Linked DNA regions of Homo sapiens: region 2 is linked to region 1. The links are chromatin loops, found by intact Hi-C in ENCODE. Cell type or tissue: MCF 10A. All regions are shown on one strand. Links, peaks and the distances in the headings refer to the core of each region. The heading gives the core; the rest is flanking DNA.

Region 1 (2,922 bases), core at 197-2,696:
ACACTGATTGCAGCTGTGTAGACCTGGCAGCTATGTCAGGCTCCCAAAATAAAAGCTTAAGGGTCTTTTATTTTGTTACCAACTGGCCTGGTTTTGACACTTAACTGGGAACAACTAGGCTTTCAAGTGCTGGGTTATATGAGCTCAAGTTACCCACTGTGTTTTCAGATTATCACTTAAACAATCACATGCATGAAATTTAAATCTAGCACTTGCACCTAAATTCAAACTAGAATGTTACGTTAAAAACCTACAGGCTTTGTTCAATCTTGGAGAGACTTTAACTCCCAAGGGAAAAAAAGAGTCCTATTGCACCTCAATCCTCCCTAGGGTGATGGTAAGGATTAAATAGATGGCATCATTTCCATTTTACAGATAAGTTGGATCAGAAGGGTTTCTATCTTGAGTGTGCCTGGCACCTTGTTTTACATCTGTATATACTCCACTGAAAATCATTGTTTATTGGTTGAGTCACCCTATAGTCAGGAAATGGGAAAAGGAAATAAAGGTATGATTTATGTAGTTTTAGGTGTACCGTTGTTTCCATTCTGTCTGGTTCACCATCCTGGGGAAGTTTTCCTTTCTACTCTGTGTCCAAGTGTTGAATTCCTCCTACCCTGTGAGAGGATGACTACCCAGAAATGACCTCTGGGGTTATCTTGGACTTGAATGGTGCAGAGGTAACAACTGATGGTGTGGAGCCTACAAATGAATGTGAAAAGCAACAGGTCTTCCCCCGCCAGTCTCCCTTGCAGCAACCCCGCAGGAAGGCAGTGAGATGAAAAGCCAGGTATGGACCCCTGTGGCAGGGAAGTGTCCAATGTCATCATTAGGTCAGAGAATTGCACCTCCTTGCTATTCAGCTATTTTAATGACATTTTTTCCCACTTGATTTCTTCTCCTTGCTATAAGGTAATTCAGTGTGGAATGAAACCCAGAGACCGGAATCTGATTTGAACAGAGGTTTTATTGTAAGCGGTATTTGTGTTCTTTATTCTCTTTATTTTTATTTTATTGTTTTTAATTTATGTTTACAGTCAACACAATAAGCCCAGTTTTTGTGTTCTTTAAAGTGTAAGTTTTTTTCACATATTGTTCAATGTTGTAAATGTTTTATATTTATGAAAACTACAGTTTTTAGTCATAACCTTTCAAGCCTCCTTGGGAAACAGCTGCACTATTCTTTTAGACCACACGAGGGCAATGGTGTCACGTGTAAAAGATGCTCGCCTGCTGCTTTCTGAACAGATGGCACATTTGTTAGACTTCATTGGATGTATTTTTCCTTTATTGAAGCACAGGGGAATTTCGCATTTGCAGGTAGAATGGGGAAAGACAGTTAAAATTTTATACCGTATTTTTATCTCTTTGTTTATGCTGATAAAGGTAGCAAAGGCAGTTGATTTTTTCTCTTTTTTGCTGTTTTGAGGGATTGGTGTGCTAACAAGTTGAGGTCAGCATTCATTACCACAGTGACCCTGGCAGAAGATGCTCTGTTGATTTTGCATTTCATTGAAAATGTCACAGAGATAATACATAAACCCGTCTTTCCCCCCCAAACCCTCCAATACCCTTTCGATATGATTCTCATCCTGTTGTTCCTATTGGATTATCTTTGTGATTAATGTTTCTCCACGCCCATTAAGTAGGGAGACTACAGCCAGCTTTCTCTGAGGATACCTTGTGTGACCTTACTTACTCCGCGGTCACAGAAACTCTGAAGTGTTCCTTTCACGGATGGGCTTGGTCCTGCTGGGTTCCTAATGTCCCCCAGTCTCTCTGGGTTCTGGAGGTCTTCACTCAGAACTAACCAGCTCACTCTTCCTAAGGCAGAATAATGCAGAGGTTTCACCCAAAAGTAGGCAGTACTAGCATCTTTTCTATGGGAATATTTGGTTTGCCATGTTATATTGGCCTGTCCATTTTAAAAAAAATTAGTTTTCAACGCTTAAATGCAAAGACTTCTCATTAAAGATCTAGGTTTCTTGCTTTTCTTGAAACATCGGACAGCATGGTATTTCTAGCCTGAACAGCCCCTGGTGACAATCGGCAGAGCCACCTTTGTGGCTTTATGCAGTCACTGCACACACAGATCTTCCCTTTTGTTTTCCTGACACTAAGGGAGGTGCCCTTTTTAACCACGTTTGTACTCTTTTCGTTGTAATAAAAAGGAAAATGAGAATTTAATACCCATGCCCGTCTCAAAGGAAAAAAAAAAATAGAAAGGTATAGTAGGAGAGCCACATGTCTCAAGAAAAAAAAATGATCCTAAATCTAGACCTCCCTGCTGTAGCACTTAGAGTAATTGCCTGGCCTTGCGGGCATTCGATTTTCAGCACCTGGGAGAGCTTCGTCTTTAAAAGTGGGCTGGCCTGGGGTTGTCCTTGGTTAAACCCCAAGGACACTTGAGAGTCCAGTCATCTTTTATCCTGATGGTTCAATGGGGACAACCTCATTTAATCTTACAACAGCCTGCGAGGTAGTCACTGTCCTATATGGGTACACTGCTTAGCGCCATACCGGGCACGCGTTCAGAGGTCGACCACGCCCTGACTTTTCCTTAGCTTTATTTTGGAAGCAGTGGGTTTTAAGGCTGGTGCTCCTCGGAGCCTCCTAACCATCACTCGTTTGGCAAGTTGCAGATACACTGCCTGACTAAGCTGGGAGAAAGAAAGGGTTAAAGAAGGAGAGCGGGAGGGGAAAACCCTTTGGATCGTGGGCTCTGACCCAGACGCGTCTCCATGCCCGCTCTGCAGCCTCGCGGTGGCAGCTGAGCTGCACGTAGCTGGAGGAGGCTGCAGGAACAGACAGGAAATCCATTCTTGTTCTGCAGATACGTCGGCAAAACTCCCAAAGCAAACAGCAGAGGAAGTTTGCTTTAGTGGAGACAAACTCACAACTTTGCTCTTTCAAAGCCTCTGT
Region 2 (2,922 bases), core at 262-2,761, 910 kb after region 1:
AGTCTGTAATGGCAGCTTCTCTTACTTTATAACATACTTTTCAAACATCTAACAAAATATATCTACCACCTTTCACAATTTTGCACCTGGAAGGGTTAGGGAAAAGTGTATCCTGGGGCCTCAGGGAAAAAAAAGAAAAAAGGAAAGAAAAAAATTACAAATGGCTTAACACAATAATTCTGTAGAAGATATAGTCAATGAAAGCACACATGAAGGAGTAATCAGTTCTGCCTAAGAGAGTGTTTAAAAGATTCACAGGGGGAGGAAACTTGAAGAATGAAGATATGTTTTCAAAGAAGTTGGAAAATAACATAGGAAGTGAGAACTGCATGAACAAAATTTAGGGATTAAAGAATGAACACTGGCCACTTCATGGGAAATTTAGTTTGGCCGAAACACTTGACACAAAAGAAATGAGAATAGACCCTGGAAGGGGCTCAAGGATGGAAAGTAAAACTAGGCCAGATCTTGAAGCCCTTTGGATACCTTGTGTAGTAGGCAGAATAATGACTTCCCTAAAGATGTAAGTATGATAGGCTACAAGGCAAAGGGAATTAGGGTTGCAGATGGAATTACAGTTGCTAATCAGCTGACCTGAAGACATTAAGATAGGGAGACGATTTTGGATTACTTCAGTGGGCTCAACGTAATCACAAGGGTCTTTAAAAGGGTTAGAGAAAGATGTGACTATGAAAAACCAGAGAGATAGCAACAGGACAGGAGTTGGCCTGATAGTGTTGGCTTTGAACACAGAGGAAGGGGCTACGAACCAAGGCAAGCAGGTGGCCACTAAAAACTGAAAAAGGCAAGGTAACGGGTTCCTCCCAGAGCTCCTGAAGATAATCCAACCCTACTAACATTTTGATCTTAGCTCAGTGAGATCCAAGTCAGGCTTTTGAGCTACAGAAAATACATTTGTATTCTTTAAGTCACTCAGTTTGTGGTTATTTATCGTAGCAGCAGTAGGAAACTAATACTTCTTGCTAAACCTGATCTTGGAGAACAGATGAATATTGGGATCAGAATTGCCCCCAAGAGGGTCCACCTGGGAGCAGTGTGCAAAATGGGTTAATTGGGCAGGACCAGAAAAAGAAAAATAGTCAGAGATCTATTTTTAACAGATTAGACCTCCAATAAGATGCTGGAAGGCAACTAATGCAGCAGAAGTAAGGAAGCCGAGAGAAAGAATATGCTTTGCAGTGAGAATAAGCTTGTTTTCCGAGTCTGTGCTATCCAGAAAGTTGGGGATTGGGCAGATGCAATGTATTGTTAAAGCAACGTATTCTGTGAACTTATGTAGATATAGGAGAATAATTCTAGTTTCTTGATACATTTCAAGATATTATTACAAATATTGAAAACAAAACCAAGGTTGCTTGCTCCTTTTCATATTTCTGAAGCATTTGTAAATCTTGATGCTTTTCCCCTCACATACTCTTTTATGCACAATGCAGATGTAGCCTTACCTGCAAATGCAGGCCTGTGTAAAAGTGACATCTTGTGTTGCTTTGATGCATTGCATTTCTTGTTCTCCCTGTCACGATTCCTCTGTTTTGGAAATTCTTTTACTTTTATTTTGCTAAAGAGCAAAGAGAGACTAAACTAAAATTATTGCAACATAAAGCGTATAACTCATGGTATTAAAAAATTACATTGTTCTCTATGTTATTTATAAATTATACAATAGTGACAGGTAAATCATTCCAATGACAGAATTTATATCTGCCCTTGTACTGGATTGTAAACCTGAGAGAGAAGAGTTTGATTTTTTTAAATTAAATTTAGTAGTTATTATGAAAATGCTTTAGAACAAAAGAAATCCACTGATTTGAAATGTCTAGAAACTAGCCTGTTTTCTATTTTCATGAAATGTTACTTTTCATGGCTGACGAGGTCCTTGTGGTTTCAGGTGTGAGAGTATATTATCCTATCTCTTACTATAAATTCACTTCACTGCTAAGTTTGAGGCTCAATGGCAATTTTATCAAAACTTGCCAATTCATTTTAGGCCACAGATAGAATACTCACACACTTGAGTAAATAAAAAAGTATGCAAAATTCTGGAAAAATAGCTATGTGATCAATAAAATTAATTATGAGGATGTCAATTGTTCCCTTCTTCCCCATGGTTAACAGGCTGGTATCAGAAATACTAGAGACAGAAAATCTTTCCAGCAGGTTAGTAAGGATTAAGGTGGTATGATGCAATCTAGAATAATGGGGAACAAAAAAGAATATATGGTTGAACACGAAAAAGAAAACTAAATGAAAGAAACAGCATGCCATATGATCACCACAGATAGAGAGAGAGAGAAGCCCAAAGCTTAAAGCTAAAAGAGAAAGGAAGGTCTGAAATCTCGAATAATAAAACTAGGAGACTGCTGGGAAGAAACACTCTGGAGAAGAAAGAAAAGGTGCCTAGATCAAAGATAGATGAGACAGAATCTTAAACGAAGAGGAATAAATGGTTGTCAAAGGCAGAGAAAAACCACAGAAGCTAGAAGCTGGCTGTTGGAGAACATGATTACAGATCCCACCCTTAGATGGGAATGAGACCGAAGGGTATGAGGGAAGGATATAGGTTCACTTGTACCATTAAACAGTAAATTGCAGCTGGTACAAACTCATCATTCACTCAAAGTTTACAGCCCCCCCAAAAATGAAGTGAAATAACAACTGTTAGATGTGGTGAAGACAAAGTGGTTTGTCAAATCAGACACCTGGGTTTGAAGCTTGGATTTCACTTTTTTTTTTTTTAAACTTTGCAAGTTCCCTAACTATTCATCTTGTTTACTCATCTGTAAAGTGAGGACAACTGCACCTTTTTCCTAAAGCTATTGTGAGGGAGAAGTGAGATAAGCAAACCTCCTTGGGCCTAGTTGCCAGTAATCAGTAGATACTAAAACTTCAATTAATAATTGG

What was found. Hi-C counts contacts between places; a loop is a spot of excess contacts. Peaks named below come from ENCODE experiments on the same cell type or tissue, not always from the same donor. Only the 100,000 strongest peaks of a DNase experiment are listed, where the experiment ranks them.
Region 2: it touches region 1 in a loop (7-fold over the local background); 9 of 110 quality-filtered maps call a loop at or near these places.

The regions. Positions count from the first base shown.
Region 1 is chr5:163,563,309-163,566,230 of GRCh38, forward strand. No RefSeq gene overlaps it. Among named protein-coding and RNA genes, the nearest start is that of MAT2B, 59 kb to the left of the region's middle. In MCF 10A, for the core only: a CTCF peak has its summit at 1,211; a DNase peak (open chromatin) is centred at 1,213.
Region 2 is chr5:164,474,043-164,476,964 of GRCh38, forward strand. The region is part of intron 2 of LINC03000 (long intergenic non-protein coding RNA 3000); the gene reads left to right. All of the region lies in intron 1 of LOC102546299 (a long non-coding RNA gene), which reads left to right. Among named protein-coding and RNA genes, the nearest start is that of LINC02143, 8.1 kb to the left of the region's middle. In MCF 10A, for the core only: a CTCF peak has its summit at 1,490; a DNase peak (open chromatin) is centred at 1,489.